Regions from separate parts of the Homo sapiens genome. Here all the other regions are linked to region 2. The links are chromatin loops, found by intact Hi-C in ENCODE. Cell type or tissue: Caco-2. All regions are shown on one strand. Each heading gives the region's core, and the rest is flanking DNA. Links, peaks and the distances in the headings are about the cores only. Region 1 has its middle 440 kb from the start of LINC01911. Region 2 has its middle 340 kb from the start of LINC01911. Region 3 has its middle 240 kb from the start of LINC01911.

What was found. A loop is a pair of places that touch in the nucleus more often than their neighbours do. Peaks named below come from ENCODE experiments on the same cell type or tissue, not always from the same donor. Only the 100,000 strongest peaks of a DNase experiment are listed, where the experiment ranks them.
Region 1: a loop joins it to region 2, with 9 times the contacts of the local background. A loop is called at or near these places in 2 of 110 quality-filtered maps.
Region 3: it touches region 2 in a loop (3-fold over the local background); 4 of 110 quality-filtered maps call a loop at or near these places.

What each region holds. Positions count from the first base shown.
Region 1 is chr2:147,270,253-147,277,801 of GRCh38, forward strand. No RefSeq gene overlaps it. Among named protein-coding and RNA genes, the nearest start is that of LINC01911, 440 kb to the left of the region's middle. In Caco-2, for the core only: no CTCF peak of the experiment used is centred there; no DNase peak of the experiment used is centred there.
Region 2 is chr2:147,170,235-147,177,783 of GRCh38, forward strand. No RefSeq gene overlaps it. Among named protein-coding and RNA genes, the nearest start is that of LINC01911, 340 kb to the left of the region's middle. In Caco-2, for the core only: no CTCF peak of the experiment used is centred there; a DNase peak (open chromatin) is centred at 3,157.
Region 3 is chr2:147,078,521-147,086,069 of GRCh38, forward strand. No RefSeq gene overlaps it. Among named protein-coding and RNA genes, the nearest start is that of LINC01911, 240 kb to the left of the region's middle. In Caco-2, for the core only: a CTCF peak has its summit at 4,542 (motif pointing right); a DNase peak (open chromatin) is centred at 4,561.

The DNA of each region.
Region 1 (7,549 bases), core at 1,371-5,370, 100 kb after region 2:
GGCCACATTTGAGCTCTGCATTGTTATCAATGAAATCTTGGCACTGTATACTTGCTTTTGGTTTTGTGTGGGGAGCAGAAGTAAAGCCAGCTTGCTTCTATGCTGCCATTTTAAAACCAGAAGTTTAAGGTGGTTAATTTTAGTTTTAATTTCTGCACAATTTCTGTTTAATTTTTAAAGAGGTATACATATAATCTAAACTAATCCCAAGAACTAATAAACAAAAGATAATAGAAGACACAGTTACATAAGTAAAACAATAGGATTTTGAATACCAGGAATTCTATTTTTAGTAAAACAAGTAAACAAGCATATTAAAATCCATGCTCTTAAGTCTTTATTAGAGTGTAGGGAGAGAAGATTTGGCAGCATGTTAAGAAGCAGGAAGCAATCATCAAAAAGGATCAACAGAAATAGATGTCTACATTAAGAGCCTTAAGTAAAAGAGACAGGCTGAGGAAGAAGGCAGCATCCTCTCTCTTCATAGCCTAGGTTATGGTAAACAAACATCACTAATACCTCATTAAGAGTTAGCTCCTGGCATCAGGGGTTTTTCCCAAAAGAGTTTAAATTTTAGGGGTTGTTTAAATCCAGAAATCTCTCAGCCTCTTAAGAATTTTTATAATAAATTTTCAACATCTAGGAAACAATTTCTATAGCCTCTAGGAACATATGATGAGTGGGGTTAATTGGGGAACATTCATAGAAAATTCAGAGATTCTCAATGCTCAGTTTATGAAATATAGTGGAAAAAATTAATGCCAAAGTTGTATTTATGTCCTCATCTAGGTCTTTCTTCCTTTTCAGTTTCAAGAGGTTTCTCTGAAGCATCAGACCTGGAAAAGAAATTGACATGGCCTCACAGGACAAAAAAACAAACCTGTCAGGCTTTCAAGGTAGAGCAGCCCTAAAATATCCCCAAGCCTGCAAGCCACCTGCAAGTTTGACTGCCAAGAGACTTGCCCCACTGGCATTCACATCCAATGACCTACCAGTGAGAACACAGTGACAGAAGCTTGCTGGCCTGCCTATAGCTAAAGAGGTGGTTTCCATCCATGGCATCTGCTGCATTGTTAAGCAAAAGCATATGGAGAGGCATGTTTAGAGGGACTGGAGTTATTTATATTCACAATGGAATGTCCCTATATTGGGGTCTTAACATAGCATAGGAAATCCTCTTGTGATGCTATGCTTAAAGTCCCATTTGTTCACATAGATGAGTGAAGAGTCATTTTTACTGAAAAAGTTATGCTAAAATTCAGAACACCATGACAAATTGGATTCATGGAAAAAAGTCTAAGCTATTTTGTGACAGCAGCACTTTCCACGTGTTTTATGTTAATATCCCATGCTGGCAAAGTACTTTGTCCTATTTTTAATATGATTTTTAAAAAGAAAAGTGCCCACTTTCTCTATAAGCTTTATAAAAAAGGCCTCTTTAGACCCTTCTCTCTAAGAAATTGGGTCAATGAAGGAGAATGAAATATTATAAGCACTCTAAGAGGAAAGGGAACATAGCTTACAAATTAATGTCATGATCATTTTATTACATCCACAATTGGTTACAGTAAATGCACGGACTTGCAATACATATATTTGAAAGAAAGATACCTAAACCTTACCTGAAACTTTATTATTGGTTGTTTATAATGCATTTTTCCAATTATTGGAGAAGATATTGATACTTGCTGTGATTGACTCATTTTCTTTTCATGAATGGTAAGTAACATATGTTATTGATAATAAACACATAGTATTGCCCTTTCTCTATTTGTACTATCCAAGTTTGCCATCATCATAACTACTTCATACAGCAGAATTTAGAGAACATGATTGGAGGATGCTGCCTCACTGGGTTCTTCTATTACAGAAGTGGAACTCTGACTATATATAGAGTTCCTTTGAGTGGTTTTCTTCCTGGATAGCTTACTCCTTCATTTTCTCCACCTTAGAAGTTTTAAGTTTATCTGAGAGGTAAGTAAAGAGGAATAAAATATTCAAACAATAATCTCCAAAGACAGGGTATACTTTTCCACCACTCTGCCTTTGCTGTGTTCTTAAGAGTTTTTATTACAGATGACCCTCTCCAATGTCTTCTACTTCACTGAAATCATCCTCATCCTTTAAGGCCATTTCTCTTTGAAATTACAGTCTACTTTGTATGACAGTTAGGTGTATATAGAACTATCTCTTCCAACTAGATTATAAACCTTCAAAGGACAGGATCATATCTGAGTTATCTTTGGGAAGTGAATGAATCCTGTGAGGTAATTCACAGAAAGGCATGGAGGAGAGGAAACACTTTGTGTACAAGGAGGAGTCATATTTGTGTTTGCTTGGCCTTTCTTGGATTATAATCCTGATGAGGTAGTTGCTCATAGGCAACAACTACCTCATTAGGATTATTTAGGAATCCCAGGTAATTAAGGCTGTAGACTAGGACATAAATGTGTTTGGGGTACAAAATATTTAATTATTAATCTCCCTTTATGTCAGTCATTGTATAATAATAGCCAACATTTGTTGAGCTTTTGGTAGATGAGGCACTCTCTAAGAGTTTGATCAGAGTCTCATCTGAATCTCACGAAAACAAAACTATGGAATGTGCACTATTGCTACCTCCTTTCTACAGATGAGGAAACTGAAGATAAATAATGCAAAGCAAAACAGTGGTAGAGGTAGGATCAGACTCCCAAATCCTATATATCAAAATAAAACTGAAAACACCGTATCGAGATGATTTCTAAAAATATATTGTAATAACAAAATGTAATTTAAATATTTAACTAAACTACTTATAATCTACCAGATGATATAATAAACACATTTATCTAAGATAACAGAAGGGAAATAAAAGGTATTATGGGAGGCAGAGGGATTAGTTTTAAAATGGTATATCAAAGGAGATGTCTTCAAAGAGGTAGCAATTGTAAAGGGCAAACAATAGATAAAAAACTACAACACTTTGAAATTGGGAAATGGGGCATTCCAGGGAAATGGAACATAAGACATGCAGATAAGAATACTACAATATGTACTTTTGAAAGCAGTTAGTTCTGCTTGCAGAAGTTTAGGAATTTAGAGGGATAAGTTGGTCTTGAATACCATGCTAAGGAATGTAAACTATTCCACAGGTAATAAGGAGTCACCAAGGTTAAGCTGTGCTTTAAAATAAACTGAAGTGCTTTAAAATAAAATAGATTGGTCTGACACTTGTGTTAAATTGGGTTAACATAAGGAGTGGCTGAAGGTAGGGAAATCATTTAATCCAACTCTCTAGGTAAAAATAATGAGAGGCTGAGTTGTAGTAGGGGACTCCATCTTACAGAAATGAATTCCATCAGTCAATGTACCTAGGAGGAAAGTCGATTCACAGATAATACCAAGGCTTTAACCTGAGTAACTGGTGAATAACATACTTAGTTTGAGAAGAAAATATTATACTAATTTAGTATTTGTTGAATTTAAGGTACCAACTAGACACTCAGGATTCTCTGGCCACTTGGTAAGACTGAATCATTTCAGTAAGCAGTCAGGTGATTGGAGAAAAAGGTACATGAAAGTGACCTGGGGAGAGATGATCATTGAAATCCAGGGAATGACTACATGATGATTTATACTATCATCATGCTAAGAGCATCTTAGCTGTCAGGGGCTCTCCTGAGGTGGTAGTCAAGATGGCAGTTGGGGGTGCAGTCATCTGAGGACTTGCCTGGGCTAACGGCTTCATTTTCAAGAAGCCTCAATGGCATAACTATTGAGTGGAGCCTTAGTTTATTGCAGGTTGACAACAGGCCTTGGCAACTCCCTCCATGAACCATTCATAAGCCTGCAAAAATGTCCTCACCACATGGCAACCAGCTTCCCTCAGAGCAGAAGATCCAAGAAAAAGAAAAAAGTAATAAGAAAGTCCCAGTGCTTTTTGTGCCCTAGTCAGAAGTTGTATACTATCACTTCTACTTTATTTAACTTATTAGATGTGGGGCCTTAAATCCATTCACACTCATGGAGAGGGAGATTAGGCTCTGCCTCTTGAATTGCCTGTTAGACTCTTAACAGCCATCTCAGTTATCAAAGAGAAAAATACATAGCATATATTTGGTTCAGTGCTATCTGCAGTTTCAGACACCCACTGGGGGTATTGAGATGTATACCCCACAGATAAAGGGTAATTACTATAATTCCTCTTCAAAAATTCTGTATCAATCTAACCAAAAGAATCTCATTGCTTTCATTTACCAAGAAATAATGACACCCTGCCCATCAGGAAGCCAAGAGCATCTCAGCTGGCTCAGGGGCTCAGTTTTTTTTCCTTAGTTCACCAATGCTTTTCAATCAGTTGTATAGAATTGCTCTTTAGGATCCAGCTCCTCCCCACAAACTCCTATTTTCCTTTTTTCTCTCATGCCAACAAAAGAATTGCTAGGCCCTGCTTCTATAAGTCTTAGCAGAAGCCATTATCAATCAATCTGAAGTTCAGACAAAACAAGGGTAGCACAGGAAGTACTGTTTTAAGTCTAAAGAATATCTTCTGACTGGACACTAAAAGAAAGGAGGGCCGTGTCCTGTTCCACTATCTGATATATCCCCAGTACCTAAAAAATGTCTGGCACATAGGACCTCATATACAATATTTATTAATGATAGCAACAAATAAAAGTGAGTAGATAAGTGAAATGAATGAAACATCCTCTGTATGCTTTACCTTAAAAGATTGTGACTGATGAATTTGATGCCTTCATTCCCCCACACTTCCCAGGCCACAATACTGCTGCAACTTGTCTCTCTTATGTGTTTTCATCTTAGGGCCAATATCTGTTTATTCATTTTCATATGCTGTTTTATTCATTGTTCATTTACTTTCAAGCAGGTCCATGCAAATGACTGTTTTAGGAGCCATTTTACTCCCAATTAAAAAATAAATTTGTATAATTTCAATTGTGACACCAAGAGAAAAGCATATATAATATTACTGAAAATGTTGGTTTTGTGGTGAAAATAACATAGGTTGTCTGAAAAACAACCAAATCATTGATACAGACTCTCTCAGTAATATAAACCAAATTAGAGCCTCTGTATCTTTTTTTCTATGCAAAAATGGGTTTGATTGATTTGCCAAACAAAGATTTATTGTGTCTTCTATGTGGATATTTAAGAATAAGCAAAATAGATGTGGTTTCTATCCTGTCAGGAAACTCAGTATAGTTTTGCAGCAAGTCACACAAATATACACATTATTACAACTTAATGTCCAACCAAATTAAAATTTTGGAATTAAGAACATGAAAGAAAGAAAATATGATCCAATAAGAAAATACATAGAAAACATATTCTCTCCCCTTACAATTGAAATCTGAAAATGGACTATGTTGACATAAAGCTAGAAACCACTGGTTAGTGAGCACGTAAAGTCACTCAATGCACACTGGATGGTGATAGCACATGCTGTATGTATCACATACAGCATATGCTGTATGTAACACAAATGTATGTACTATTTGTGTTAGAGATTGTCACTTGTTTTAATCAACTGAAAACTAGCTCCATAGAACTCCTATTCATGCCAAAATGGTAGAATATTTGAAACAATATATTCTACATGACTAAATGTTATCTGGAATAACTTGAAAGTAAAATTTAATTATTCTACAGCCACAAAAGGAGACAGTAGAATTCAAATCTTGGTCATTTTAGCGGGGATCAAACCTCACCCCAGAATTAGAAAGGGTCCTGGCAGTACGCAGATGCCACTCTTGAAATGGGTGATTTAAGGAGAGTTTAATAAAGGAGTTAGTTACACCTGGAGTAGGAAAGGTATAAGAAAACATAAAGGAGCATGCAGTATTCCCGAGCTAGGGGCAGTGGGTGTCATTACCCATCAGGCCTGCGGGGGCAAGAGAGTGGTGTGGGGTGGCCATCTGACAGGCTTATGGAAGTAGCTTATGAAAGTATGCTTATGGCTTAGGTAGTAGCTACTACCCAGAAAACCCATGCGGAACCATGAAAATAAGTCTCCCAACTTTACTTTTCTTTAGAACTCATGCTAGTGCTCCCCGTTGTATGAACAGAATGAGAAACTAGAAGAGAAGAAAGATGACATAATTCTTTCTGGCCAGTCTTCTTAGGTACAGAGGTGAAAGGAGAAGTGAGGAGAGTTCATCTGGAGAAGCAATGAAAAGATTCCCAGGAAAGGCAATTAGTTCACTCCTACATCCACTTTGATTCTTTATTCAGACAAGAAGTTGGTCTCCCCAACAAAGTCCCATGAGCTACTTATCATGACCATGTTACTACCTGAAACCTAAATTATAAGCCATTATCAGTTCTTTTTTTCCACAGAAGGTAGTTGGGGAGGTAGTAAAGAAAGGGAGAAAGAAGCAATTAACTGTGTTAGTCTGTTCTCACACTGCTGTGAAGAATTACCTGAGAACGGATAATTTATGAAGAAAAAAGGTTTAATTGGCTGATAGTTCCACAGGGTGCACATGAAGCATGGCTGGGAGACCTCAAGAAATTTACAATAATGGCAGAAGTCAAAGGGAAAGTAAGCACATCTTAACATGGCAGAGCAGGAGAGTGAAAGAGAGAGAGAGAGAGCAAGAGCAACAGTAAAGGGGGAAATACTACAACCTTTCAAACAACCACATCTCATGAGAACTCCATCACAAGAACAGCAAGGAGGAAGCCCACCCCCATTTTTCAATCACACCCAGCTAGGCACCTTCCCTGACACATGGGGATTACAATTTGACATGAGATTTGGGTGGGGACACAGAGCCAAACTATATCACTAACATAAAACAGAATTGCTACAGTTGCTGCTTCTACAGCCAGTCACAAGATCTGTGCTAGTAATCATAGTTGCCACTAACTATTCTCTATTCCCTTATCCTATGTAAGCACCTCAATTATATAGGGCTCTTTAGATAGTGAGATGACCCAAATCATCATTACTGGGGAATATGAGTCCTTCGTGATCTTTATTGGGTTTTCATGGTTTTCCATTGACCAGGATAATTGAGCAAGAAAATACTTAGAGATGACCTAGTGAATTTTCTGGGCTCCAAGTATAGTTCTCTTTGCCCTCCTTGACATTCCTTTCTAGAGCACAGCCACAGTTTCAGATAATGGGCATATCATAAGACCAGTTACACTTCTTTTCTGTAAAAGGTTCTCTGGTTGGAGGTAATGTTAGGTGGGATATCATGATAAGGCATAAATGTAAGTCAAAAAGTGGTAATGCTCTCTGAAGTCCTCCAGGCAAGAAAGAAAAACCTGTTCCTGAAATTTGAGAATATTCCTAAGAAAATAAAGCACTCCTTTAGCCATGAAGGAAGAGATCAAATGTAATCAACTGGCTACCAGGTAGACAGATGAAGCCTCCAGGAATTGCTCCCATATCAATACTTGACTTTAGGCTCTCTTGGCAGGTGGGAACTCAACAGTGGCAGTCACAACAGGAGCCTGGGCAAGACCATGTTGTTGAGTGTATAAGGCTTATTTTCTGATTAAGATGCAGTCTTCTAAGACCAAAGAGATTCAGAGAAAA
Region 2 (7,549 bases), core at 1,336-5,335:
CTTTCAGAAATAAATTTCTATTGTTTATAAGCTACCCAATTTATGGTACTTTGTTATAGCAGCCGAAACAAACAAAGACAAAGAATATGATTCAAAGTTCTCTATATTCACAACCACTAAGTTACTGAAGAAACCCTGGTCTCCTGTGGGGCACCGTAAGCAGCTTAGAACCTGATTTACTGGACCACAGGAATTGCCAAGAGAAACTTTTTTTTCATCTCAAGAATACATTACAACACGCCATGGATTTCCATGAATTAAGGGAATTAAGGAAAATGTCAAACCTAACCTAATAGGGAAAATAACTGTTGGATAATCACGGCTGCTCTTTCTCTTTTGAATGTAGTCAACCCACCCATGCAACAGTAAGAATTATCCTGAGACTAGCTCCTGCAGTCAGCCCGTGACCCTCTCTTGCAATGTCCATGACTCTTTCTTCACCCTCATCCCCTTCTCTACACCAGTTTTATATATTATGCCCCAAATTTGTTTTTGTGACTTGTGTGATTCCTCTTCTCGAATACCCCAATGACTTTCTGCATGTCACATTGTCTTGTATCCAGCAAACCTACAGCTCTGGGTATAAGAAGTTTCTTTCCCAACCTCAGCTCTGCAGATACCAGTCTAAACCCTAGTCCTACTTGTCACCAGGGGCATTCATCAGACAGTTCCCTTTGGGGTTCTAGAACTAAATACTACCAAGACAGTGATTACAATTTGATTAGTGCTCTTACCCAGAAGAGGAGTGGCCAGCCTGTTTTATATGCATAACAATAATAATAATAACTAACACTTCCTTAGCACTTACTATGTTTTGGTGCTTTACATATATGAACTCATTTAATCCATATAAATGAGTATGTATATTTATATTAAATTAAATATATTTATATTAAATATTTATATTTATATTAAATGAGTATTTAATCCATATAAATGAGCACTCTATGGAGATGAGGAAATTGAGGTCCAGAGGGGTTAAGTACATTTCTTAGGTATATATATGTAAATATATACATTTACATATATAGTAAAGAGTGATGTTTCTAGAATTAGAACCCGAAAGATCCACCTTAGCATCTGTGCTCTTAACTACTATACTGTGCCATACATAGCCTCATAAAAATAAGGTAGTTAGTAAAATACATCATTTGACAACTAAAGTATTTGGTCTTATATGTCAAGAAATTTATGGATTGAGAGCCAATTAATTAACTGAGGGTTTGAAATGGCTAGAATTGATGCTCAAAACTGAATAATTACATTTCATAGTTGGGACACTAAAAATCAGTAGCCAGAACTTCACAAAGCTGATGAGTAAAGTAATGATATCAGTATCAATAAACACTTAAAGCAACTTATGACAAATTCAAATGGCAAGAAAATTCTTTATTGTGGTACACAGGGCATACGGTAACATGTAGGTCCAAGTGTGACAGACATCTGTGGGTATATCTGTTAAATCTTTCAAACCAAATTGAGGTAAAGAGAGTGGGTAAATCCACATTTTACAAGGAGGCACTGGCATCAGCCATTATGGGATTCAAAAGCAATGCATCAATAAGGCTTTGCTCTTTCCCTAGATCGTTTGCCAATGGTGGTGTCTAATATTCACTGGGGACCAAGCCCTGGCTCAGTGTTTCTCCGAAAGTTCCTATCAATCAAAAGCACTATAGAAACCTGGGTAATGGTAAGAAAAAAGGCAGGCAAGCCCGAGATAAGACAGTACTCCTCAAGTGAAATTATATCACAAACTTCTACTTACTGAGCAATCACCATACTATCTACTGTCCTCGGTGCTTTACTTCAATGTATTTAATCCTACGAGAAACATGCAAGGGAGATTTGATTATCCCTATTACATGTGAGGAAATTCAGGCTCTTAAGGGACTTACTCAGCCAAGACTCCACAGTTAGTAAGTGTTGAAGTTTGGATCCAAACCCAGTTTTTATGACAGTGAAGCTTATGCTCTTAACCACAAAGCTATTGAGAAATAAATAACCATTGATAATTATGTACAATTCTTTTGCCTTATTTGTCTACAATGCTGAGGCAAAGGAGGTCAAGAATTTCTCTTTTACAATATCCATATCATTGTCTCCTTTCACGACCACTTGGCAGTAGCTGTGTACAATCTTTAAAAATAATCAATTCTTTTAATCTCCATTCCATTCCCTTTACTCTCCCATCTGTAATATATGCCATGTAGGGTAGGCAGACCCTGAGAAGGATTTGCAGAATTAAAAATGCTTCCTGAAATGTCATTGACTTAAGCTACTGTGAGCTGCCTTTATGCGACCCTGGCTAAAACAGATGTAGGCTCTGTGTTCTTTCATGCCATTGACATGTTTTCTAAGAGGCTAGAGAACAGGCAGATTGACTGGTCTAGCATAACTACAGCTTGGGGCAAAGGGAAGTCTTTGACCTTTAGGCAGTCTGTGACTTTATACTGACGTCATGACTGCCACCCAAGTGCACCCCGAATAACATTTTCCCAGGCAAGGTACCGTGGGAAGAAACTAAGCTTTGATAGGTGGCATTGAGAAATGTCCTGAAAACTCTGTAGAGAGAAAATGGCCTCTCAGACTGTTCTGGTGTCTCCATGTAGCCGTCAGAACATGTGTGAGAGCCCAAGGCTATGACAAGCTTATTGTGCAGCTTGGGATAATGCCGTGATTGTGTGGCTATCACCCCCTTAAGATTCATATCACGGGCAGGATGTGAATGTGTCCCAAGCAGAGTTTGACAGCTGTTTCTGAGCTTTCTAAATCAGAGATAGAAAGAGATATTATCTTCATAGCCTCCTTTTCGCATTACATTTCCAAATGGGTGGATTGCCTTTCACGTTACACAACCAATCCCAACAAGTTACTCAGCCTCCCACCTCATGCAGGCCTGCCCAGCCCTGCCTTGCTGGCCACTGCCATCTTTCCATAACCATTTTCCAAGATACTCATAATCCTGTCAATACCCTGAAGACCTGACAGACCCGACATTGCTTTGAAGAATCATTAATGAAGGACAAATATCAGTTACAGGTTAACAGAAGAAGGAACTCAGGCTCTTGGAAATTGAACAACATTGTGTTTCAACAAATAGGAATTATCACAGTTGTCCCACAGGCCATCCACTCATTCAACAAATATTTGCTGAAGATCTCCATGAGCTGGGCCCAATACTACATGCCTGGGGTACCACATTAAGCAATCACATTCCTGTTTCTTAGAGAGCTTGCAGTCTAGTGATGGTAGCAAACTTATATAGAGGCAACCTCACCAGAATGCAATGAGAGTTAAGCAAAGAAAACTACAGCCAACAAATAACTGTGGACCCAGAAATAACAAGTGAGACACATGTATAGATTATTCCCTTCTCTAGGGGCTAAAGCACACAAGAAATATAAACACTGGGTGGGTTTGCCAAATGCAAGAGCTACTCAGCCTTCCTCTCTCTTCTGACACCCATGAGATTTACAACACATGAGTCCACTTCCCAGACAACAGGTTGTACCAAGGGGTGCACTTGACAGAAAGACAACTTTGTAGCCCATACTTAGGTTAGAAAAGAAAATAATATTTTAGAAGGTATGACAACCCTCCCCCTCAAGATATTATATAAGCTAAGCCAATACTCTGTCCCTGTTAGGAAATTTAACTGAGAAACTGAGAATAATTTGTTACTTGGTAGTGGGGCAGGAATGGAAACCACCGCAAGAGAGTATAGCTATTAATACCAAGAGCAAGAATGAGTCCTGCATGGTTTTTCTGAAATCCTGAAATTGTTCTTGAACCCAGAGACTCACCCCCAGGTTTCAGTTTCTGTGAAGCCAGGTTGTCCCGCTGGTCCTACCTCTGGGTCCTAATGAAGTCATGTGGCTCCCTCATCATTAGTCTCAGCAAGTATCCTTTACTTGTGCTAGCCTGAGTTGTCTCTGCTCCTTATAATGAAGGAGCTTACTAGGTAGGCCTAAATGAAAAGAACATGTCTAGATGTCAAATTCAGTCAGTCAGAATTTAAGGCAAAAATGTATTAATTTTTCTGTGAAACCACACAAATATGAATTTTAAAAGTCAATAACCTCCAAATGAAATTTCCTCTGATTACCACCACTTTCCCTCAAAAAAGCCAATATAGAGTGACCTCTGCACCTTTCTCCAAACTCATAAAAACATATGCATACACAGTTATATACAAACATATAAGGTCTTTTTTGGTTTGTTTGTGGACACTTTTTTTCTAAGCATTTATAGTTGTAATGTATTTGTTCAGAGTGCTTTCTGAGGCTATTCAGGAATGGTTTGATGCTGTGAGGGCTCAAAAAAAACTAGATTCTAATTCCAAATTGTCACTAGTTCCCCATGAGATTGCACAGAAATAAATTTAGCCCTTCCTAAATTAGGGTTCCCAACTTTTTATCAAAGACAAGAGGCAATAAAGTAGCCTTGTCCTTGGTACTATGCTAAGTAAATTTTAAAAACTCTATCCTTGTCCTATAGATGCCAACACAGCAAAAAATAATAATAATAAATTTAAAAAAAAATAGTACTGAGCAATAACCTGGGAGTGATAGCGCTATGCTCAAAGGAATATGACTAGAAAGTAACACTTGCAGCCCCTCCCCACCCTCACATACTTGATACAAAGAGACAGAGACAAATACACACCCGACATAAACTACCAGTAGGAGAAATCTTTCCTGGTATTGGCTATATATCTACATGTGACTTGAGCAAATTGCTTAACATCTTGGCACTTAGATTGGTCATAAAATTCAGTTCAGTACATTTTGATAACTACATGTCCCTCTGTGTTAGGTAATAGGTACTGTGAGGAAAAAGATTAGGACAGAATTTCTGCCTTTAAATAGTTTGCAATCTCAATAACAATGGGGCAGCAATGTGAACAACAAAGCGTAACAAAATACTCTCACAGCCAGTACTCTCACAGCCAAAGGCAAAAATGTGGAGCCCCAAAGGAAGAGAAAACTACTTCTGCTCTGGGGCCTTGGAGTTGGGAAGGGTTTAATAGAGGAGGTTTCTGTTCAGCTTGAGTTTGGAAGTCATCTAATAGAGTAAGACAGTTGGATTGCAGAATCTGAGAGAACCCTTCCAGCTCTGCCTTTGAGCTTATGAGACAAAGACATGTGACATACGTTATGCTTTCTTATCCCCACATACACAAAATCAGGATACAGGTATATAGGTAGCATTTTAAAATGGGTATAATATCTAATGAGCAGGACAAGCTCTGCTTGTGTTTTCTCTATAGCGCATCAATCCCTTTCTCACATCTTCCTACCCTCTCATCTTTAAACTACAGTGACTACCTGAGACAAGTGGTAAGCTAAGCTTATCTTAAGTTTCATGCAGCTTCCACTGCATTTTATCCTCTTGCATACTAATGGAGGAGAGATGCTATTGAATCAGAGTGTCTCATTATTAAGAACACAGATAATATAGTTAGGTTTGAGTTTTGGCTTTATTATTTACTGCCTACATGCCTGTGAACAAATTCTCTAACTCCTCAAACCATCAGTGATATCTGGGTTTTTTAAATATAAAATTGAGATAAAATTTAAAATACAGGATTAAATTAAACATTTTTTGTAAGTTTTTGGCTTCTGGAACATGAATAAGATATTAATTAAATGGTTGAGGTTATGATGATGATGATGATGATGGTGATGATAACCTTTTCACACACAATCTCATAGTTCTCCAAGATCCCCAGAAAAGCAGAGATAAATATCAGTAGCTATTCCCCTTCCATTTTATGAATTCTATCCACCTTCTCAGGGTCTAATTCCAGATTTTGCTAACCCATAACATCCACTCCTAGATTCTAATCTAGCCTTGAACAAAAGCTAAATCCTGATTATACTTTGCTTCATCACCTCAATTTCTCAGCCTTAATCCTATTCCCCACCAGCACTGCATAGGGTTCATTCTGGATTTCTATTAGTTGATTCAGAGTTCTATCCCAAGCCCTTTCTTTTCCTGGATCCCTGACCTTAACCTAAATCATCTCTGATTCCATTTCAGTCCTTCCGCCTCTGACACCTTCCTTACCAACATCCATTCACCTGTGCTTGTGTTCTGACTGCCTCCTTACTTGCTCCTGTTAGCCTGCTGATGTTAGTCTTCAAGACCTTCAGGATCCCCAGTAATAGTAACTCTGAAAGTGAAAGTCTATTGCTTAAGTTTTTTCAACTCTGGCTATAATTATTTCCCTAGGTTCTAGTTCCTTATGTGGGCTCGCTAGAAGTTGCTGATAATCTCACAGGAAAACCAATGAGAAAGGAGAAATTTGATCACAGTGGTGAATCAGTACATTCAACCTCCAGAGTAATGGGAATCTAATCAGCCCTCTGAACTTGAATGCCAATTTCATATTTTTAAAGATACTTTTGCTGTGTCTTTAGCTCATTTCCATATCAAAAACACAAACTCTTTTTTAATCCTACTGACCACAATAATAATTTTTGAATTGATAGTCATCTCTTGAGTAACATGTATACCTACACACAAATAATGTGTGTATATACATACACACACATATACACACATACACATAAGTACATGTACACACAAATGTATATACACACAAATGTGTGTATATGTATGTGTGTATATATAATTTACATATGTAATGTATATATTTATATGTATATAGTTTACATAATTTATACATGTATGTAGTATTTATTGCATATAATATACTTAAGTATTATCTTATATATTATTTATATATTCATATATTGTTGATATATATCTATATTAAACTATCTAAAAATGACATATTAATAGCAGTCTTAAAAACAAATTAATAACAAAAATCTACAAAACTTCAACATGAATTCAACTTTTTATCTGAACAGTAGACTCAGAAATGTTTAAGAAAAAATTTAGAAACTTGAATAACAGACATACATATGTAACAAAACCACAACATCAAAATAGTGCCCAGCTTTCAAACCATCTTGTATATTCATGCTGCTGAAGTGCATGCTGACTCTTCTGGGAAGTAGAGTATCATCAAGGCAAAAAGCTAGAAAAGTATGTGTTCCACTTACAGTTTTGTGGCAAGGAGTCTTACATTTAGTTCTTGATTTTCCTTTCCCTCACTGAACCCCACCCTAGCTTCTTTCAGGGTCCATCATTATACTTGCAGATTTTCTTGCCAAGACCTTTTTTTAAGTTCTCAAGAACATAAAAGTTGTTAAAAGTTGGCACACACAGCTTTATACTCCCAAGATAGGAATCAAACGAAGGTGCCAGAAAAAAAGAAAGAAAATTTAAGATACTTCCTCTGGGCAACATGAACTTGGCCTGGTTCTCCTTATTGGGTCTGACTCATAGAATTATATCTCTCAACTCTTTGAGAATGCCTATTGAGAAATGGGTGTGTAAGAAATAGTTATCAAACAGGAGGTGTAGCTAGCTCATTTCTGTGATCCACCAAGATAAGCCTATGCCCTCATTTCTGCCCTTGACAAGCCTTGTTCCAAATGTGGTTGAAAGGGTTTACATTGTGTAATTTATGTAAATC
Region 3 (7,549 bases), core at 2,224-6,223, 91 kb before region 2:
ATGTACAATAACAAATATTTGGAATCAATCTAAATGTCCATCAACAGATGAATGGATAACGAAAATACGGTATATATACACAATGGAATATTACTCAGCCATAAAACAGAACAAAATCTTGTCATTTGCAGCAACATGGATGGAACTGGAGGTTATTATGTTAAGGAAATAAGCCAGGAAAGAAAGACAAATATTGTATGTCTCCACTCACATGTGAGAGCTGAAAAAGTGAATTTCATGGATGTAGACAGTAGAATGTTGGTTACCAAAGGCAGAGAAAAGAAGTGGAGAGGGAAAATGAAGTTGGTTAAGGGGTATAAAAATACAGTTAGATAAAAGGAAAAAGTTCTAGTATTTGATAGTATAGTAGGCAAAGTATAGTTAATAATTTATTATATATTTCAAAGTAACTAGAAGAATTGTAATGTTCCCAAAACAAGGAAATAATAACCATGTCAGGTGATTGATATTCCAGTTACCTTAATTTGATCATAATCATAACACATTGTATACAGGTATCAAAATATCACATGTTCCCCCAATATATGTACAACTATTATACATCAATAAAAATAAATGCATAAATCTGAAAGACAAGTACTAAAAAAATTCCTGACTAGCTTAGACCTTGAAGATACTCATTTCTAATTATAGTTGACACTTGGGCAATGTGCGGGTTAGGGGGACCAAATCCCTGTGCGGTGAAAAGTCCATGTGTAACTTTTGACTACTATTAGTAGTCAACTTTTAACTACTTAACTATTTACTGTTGACCAAAGTCATCAATAACATATACTGTGGGTTAACCAATGTTTTGTATGTTATCTGTACTATATATTGTATTCTCACAATAAAGTAAGCTAGAGAAAAGGAAATATTATTAAGGAAATCATAGAGAAGAGAAAATATATTTATAATTCACTAAGTGAAAATGCATCATCACAAAGGTCTTCATCCTCGTTGTCGTCACATTGAGAAGGCTGAGGAGGAGGCAGAAGAGGAGGGGTTGGTCTTGCTGTCTCAGAGTTGGCAGAGGTGACAGAGGTGGAGAAGATGGAAGGGGCAGCAAGAGAGGCAGGCACACTTGGTCTAACTTGTACTGAAAAATATCTGCATATAAGTGGACCTCTGCAGTTCAAACCCATGTTTTTCAAGGGTCAAGTGAATATGCTTTAAAATCTACCCAATTGGGCCAGGTGCAGTGGCTCACACCTGTAATCTCAGCACTTTGGGAGTCTGAGGCGGGTGGATCACCTCTTTGAGGTCAAGAGTTCAAAACCTGCCTGGCCAGCATGGCGAAACCCCATCTCTACCAAAAATACGAAAATTGGTCAGGCATGGTGGTGGGCACCTGTAATCCCAGCTACGTAGGAGGCTGAGGCAGGAGAATCACTTGAACCCAGGAGATGGAGGTTGCAGTGAGCCAAGATCGTGCCACTGCACTCCAGCCTGAGTGACAGAGCAAGACCCCATAGCAAAACCAAACAAAAAAAGTACCCAATTGTCCCATTTAAGTTTTAAAGAAAAAGATTAATAATTTAACCTTAGCTAGGCTACTTGCTAACTATTTCAATATGGTACTAAGTAAGCGATACTAAATCTCATATAATGGTCAACACAAGCACAGAATTCATTTATTTGATAAACATTAGCTCATTGATTTCTATATTTTACTAAGATTGTAATGCTTTGCCATCAGTGAACCCTAACCTCTATATAGAAGGATATCAATTTACAACAAATAGAATATGATGTGCAATACCTGTACTAATCATCTGAGGTGCCAAAGCTAACATTTATAATAAAACTGAAATAAGTGGCATCATATTCATTTATTCATTTGCCACTCATTTTCTGAAAACCTTTTACATATATAACTTGACATGGGATACAGCAGAACATTGTAAAGGAAAAAGACATAGTTCTTGCCTTTAAGATCACATTTAATGGGCAAGAAATGAATATAAAATATATAGATGTAACTACGTACATATTTGAGACAGGGTCTCACTCTGTCACCCAGGCTGGAGCACAGTGGTGTGATCATGGCTCACTGCAGCCTTGACCTCCTGGGCTCAAGTGATTCTCTCACCTCTGCCTCCCAAGTAGCTGAGAATACAGGCATGTGCCACCATGCTTAGCTAATTTTTGTATTTTTTGTAGGGAAGGGCTATGTAGCCCAGGCTGGTCTTGAACTCCTGGGCTCAAGTGATCCATCCATCTCAGCCTCTCAAAGTGCTGGGATTGCAGGTGAGAGCCACCGTGCCTGGCTGAAATATTTTAATAATGATAATAATAATGGTTAGAGCAGTCCCTTTAGCTAAAATGGCTCAACACTATTGTTTTCTCCTTCTTCAATGCCTGATGAAGCATGGGTGTCCACCCCCACAAAACACCAGGGACACCACGTATAAGGAGGTAGATCTGAACTTGCTAGCTCCTGCGGCACTGTAGAGTCCCAAACTGCTTCTTATAAATGCAGAAGAGTTGCTCTTTTGGCAGTCCTTAAATGAGAATAATAATTACCTATATTTACTGAAGACACCACATGCCCAATACTGTACTAAGTTCTCAATATGTATTGGGCTTTGGACAAGTAAGTGTTTCCTGAACTGAGGATCCAGTTCTGTGAAAGAAACATTGACTAAAGGATAAGTCAACATTGGCTATTAAGATGGGACATTTTGATCCGCAAGATGCTAATAAGTCATGAAAGGCATCGTTAGAAAGTGTCTGGGTCAGGCACTCATCTGCCTCAAGGCTAGGGAATGGTGTTCTCCCAGGCTCTGTGAGCCTATGAAAGGGGCAAACCAGGCACAGGGGCTCATGCCTGTAATCCGAGCACTTTGGGAGGCGGAGGCAGGCAGATCACCTGAGGTAGGTCAGGAGTTCAAGACCAGCCTGGCCAACATGATGAAACCCTGTCTCTACTAAAAACACAAAATTAACCAGGTGTGGTGGCGGACACCTGTAATCCCAGCTACTCAGGAGCCTGAGGCAGGAGAATCACTTGAACCTGGGAGGCAGAGGTTGCAGTGAGCCGAGATTGCACCACTGCACTCCAGCCTAGGTGACAGAATGAGACTCCGACTCAAAAAAAAAAAAAAAAAAGTGGGGGGGCAAACTGGCAAACCCATATTACTTAGATGAACTACATCTATAGAAATCATTCAAAATAGCGGGGTAGAGAGCAACAGACTCTGACGAGTAGAGGAAAAGTATGAAAACAACAACTTCAAATCTAAAATGTCCTTAGGAGGAAAAAAACACATTTTAATTGGGTTCATGCATAGCCAACATCTCTTATGTCTTTCATTATTCCTTATGTTTTCCTCAGGTTTGAATTCTAACAAAGTGCTAGCTGTTCCTTTTCTTTATTTGCCCAAGAAACATAAACGTGTCTTGATAATCACGTGAAAACACCTTTCAAACACTGTCCCTCTGAAGCCACTTGTCACTGGTGTGAGCTTGTCTCCAACTCGAGGGCTTGGAATATTAGAAACTGCGGTTTGACAAAATTGGACAGCTGCCTTTATCTCAGGGCTGTACAGGCAATGATTTGGCTATGGATTCAGTGAATTTTAGCCTTAGAACTACTTTGCCAGAAATAATAGAAAGATTGGACAATATCTGTGATTTAATACACTCCATTGCCATGTACAGCTAAAACAATCTATGCATATTAATTAAAGTATGAGAGCACTTATTTCTCAAAGGATTTGTGTTCCAAATGATTCCAGTGACTGTGGGATTTACTGCTGTATTCTCATTGTGTTGCCTTGGATTATGAGAAACCTACAATCACAAATGGTGGCTCTTAGAGCTAGGTCATATCTGGACCATGGATGTATTTATGGGTGTGAACAAACACTTACAAAATAAGGAAATGTACAGAAGAGTACAGATTTTGGACTTTCGTTGGGCATTATTGCTCGACAACAACCAGCTGTTGCTGATTATCACTCATTGAACCCAGGGAGTATGATTTCCACTTTGCCAAGACAGCCTACTTACTCCACCACATTGTCTTCCCTTTTAACTTAAATTACCTCCGTACCCATGTTTGCATTTGAGCCTACAATTCAAGGTGTAGATTCTGACATAAAATTCATGACATTTACAGTTTTTGAATGTGGTAAACACGTTGAAAATTAAATTACATTGTACCTGTAGCATAGACGTGACAAAGAAATACAGCAGAAACTTGGAAATGAATACTTACTTTAAAAAAAAAAACCTGGAGTATTCTGGATCTTGGTTTGGCAAATCATATGAGTTCACTCCATTGTCTGTTACTAAATGCACTATGAATGGATACATTGTATTTTAATACATTTGCATGGTGAAATCATAATACCCTAGGCATGTTTGAATTGTGTACACTATACAACTGAGAGCCAATTCCCCCAAGCCATTACATTTAGAGGCTGGTATCTGATCTACTGCATTCTATAGCTTTCATCTATTCTGCATTGATCTGTGCTGAAGAATTTGAAGCTCTTGTCCTCCAAAGCAAGCTGCAGTTTGCATTGTTTCCATTAGATGGCGCAGAAGATTTTTGAGGTACCAAACAAACAAGACCTTCAGAGAGTTCTGCATGTCAACTATGGTGTAAACACCAGCAATTTCAGCTCCACCATGCACATCTTTGTAGAAGGAATCTAATTTAAAGTATTTCCAGGGAGGAGTTATTTTATAACTTATGAACCATTTTTCCTAAATGTACTAATAAGGAGACTATTTCTTTCATAACTGAATTCTACTGTTTTGTGGTTTATTACCCTATTCCTTTCCAAACTTGAGAAAAATAAATAGTTAGACCAAGTATTGCAAAAGATATTGGGGGAGGACACTTATGCAACAGTGAGCCAGATTCAAAGCTAACGCTCAGGATATACGAACCAAATATTTCTTAAAACTTTCCAGTTTTCTATACTTACCAGTTTGCTGTCAGTCCATTACTAGTCATTTTTGTCCAACTGCCTTCTGAGGCTTTTTACTCCCACTAACACTTTATCCTTTTGATAATTTAAGATGGAAAACAGTTTTCAATATCTTGAATACATCCAAATCTAGTCATATCTATGTTCTTCTCTTAATTCAGGTGCCAACCATTCTGACCATTACACACACTCATTTGTGTTTTTCACGGCTTCAGGGTTTGAAGGGCTTTTGGCATTGTTGTTGTTGTTTTAGATTCTAGGGGAAAGTGTCCCACATTAATTTCATTGGAACTTAAAAAAAAAATCAAGAGAGCCCTGCATTTGGTTTTGGTCCATACGTGGAGAACGAATTTGAGACAGAACCATTAAGACGTGTGTTGACCTGGCTTGGATATTATTAATTCTTCACTTTGCATGTGTTGAAAGACTTGGGAGTCCCACAAGACTTCATGCACTGGCCAAAATGCAAGTCAATGTTTTACATAAACAGGAAGAAAATTTGCTACCAGAGCACAGAGCTCAGCACATTTGAACTAAATTCTGTTGAGCTGATAGTAGAAGTGCATGATATTTATAAATTGCCCATATTGTCTAATGTCAGTAATTAACCCAATTGCTTTCCTAAGTGGCCATTTCTATTATTCTTTTCTATACAGTAGTCTAAATGTTAATGCTTCAAAGTCAGGCCCTTCTTGGAAAGCCACAACTTGAACTTAACATACAGCCCTGGTGACAGTGCTAAAAACTAGACTGCTTCAACCATCTCTTCATGGAGAACTGAGCACAGGAAACAAAAGGAAATTATAAGAAAAAAAATGGAGGCAGAGGGGCTACATTTAACTCTGAGTCATTTCCATTTCTTTTAAGGTAGCTTATCAGTGATAAAGAATATGAAGTTCTTGTTTATACACTAGGCAGTCCCCTTTCAAAAGAAATGAAGTTATTCTAAGGTGAATTAAGGACTCAAGGTAAAATATCATGAAAAAATAGTGCAGTGAACAATGAGTCATTGTTCCAGAGCATGTCTTGGATACAGAACAATTAGAAATAAGGGGACTGCAAACTTAGCTGAGAGGTGGCTCACTGGAATTGTAAAAACAGAAGGAGCAAACTCCATGAGAAAGTTATAACATAACTTTAATTTGTGTAAGCCTGCGGATATTAGAACTCTCTTACGACAATGACAAAAGCAGATTTCACTGAGCACAATTAACATAGCCTATCAGTTTAAAGGAACTGAAAATATAACATTAAAGAAATAAGACTAGGAGAAAGAAGACTATTAACATTCTTCCTGAGCACTGAACAGGGCATCAGGAGATCTAGGTTCAGTTCTTATTCTTACTTACATTGCATTAAAATTAGTCTCACTGAAGGCTTCTTTTATTGATTCTGTTTACAGTCTAATATACAGCTGAAGAACAGGTACACAGCATGGTGGCTTTTCTGTCCTTTAGGAAGCTATCAGCAATTTTGTTTCCATTATCCTTCCTTCAAATTCATAGCATGTGAGTACATGTGCACGTGCGCATGCGCGCGCACACACACACACACACACACACACACACACACACACACCGCTATACTGAGAACTCACTTCTCTTGCACAGCATGGATATTCCGGGCTCATCTTTCTAAAATTCTTTGAGCTTTTGATTTTTTATTTTAACAATACTTGATCATTGTGATTGAATACTTTTGACCACATACTATCTGAATAGCATGTGTTCACTTCTAGGTAATAAAAGCTGCGAACTTGATATGACAACAGCACTCACACCAATCCAACAAAACAAAACAATATATCAAAAAATAAAAATACTGATTTCCAAGGAAATGAGCAAGAAGCAAAAAGGCAGGAGTATCAACATAAGTAACGCAAAGTTTGAAAATAAACGATTACTTTGTTATGGGAACCAAGCAATCTAATTTTCACATTTAGTCAATTTGTTATTATTTTCTGTTTAAATCTGAAAAAAAAATGGATTTGATTGGATCAACAAAACCAGGTATTGCTCTTTATCTCTCATTCTAAATTATTTGGTAGATTCTGCTCTTTTTTCGTTCTGGGTTGAAAAACTAATTGTGGAGGGAGAAATTTGGGAGAAAAACTAATCTTTTTCTTGGTTGGTGGAAGGAAATCTCTTGGATAAGAAAGGTATTGTTACCAACCCCATTTGGGTTTGGGTTTTGCTATGAATTGTCTTGCTTAGTACTGGAGATAGGTTTGGACTGCTAGGAAGCACCATCACCTCTGATCTCATTTGTGAACTGTGGTGAAAAGGTGGAAAAGAGCCAGACAGAAGCTCAACTTTTTGGAGAAGAGCAAAGTAGTGACAATAGCACAGTTTTCCTTTTGCTATTAAAGAAAATATCTCCAATTATTTTTTGAGAAACACTTATGTCATACATGTTATAACTGGGTATTCTGGAAGAAATAAAAAGATTATCTATGGGTTTAGAAATCTCTGGATACACCATATCCCTCTATGAGATTCTGAGATTCACAATGTACATTCACATAGTAAAGATCCTGAGAAAAGCTACTGCAAAGAACCCTGGTTAACGGAATGCCTCCAGACTGAATTGGCCAACTAATATCCAAC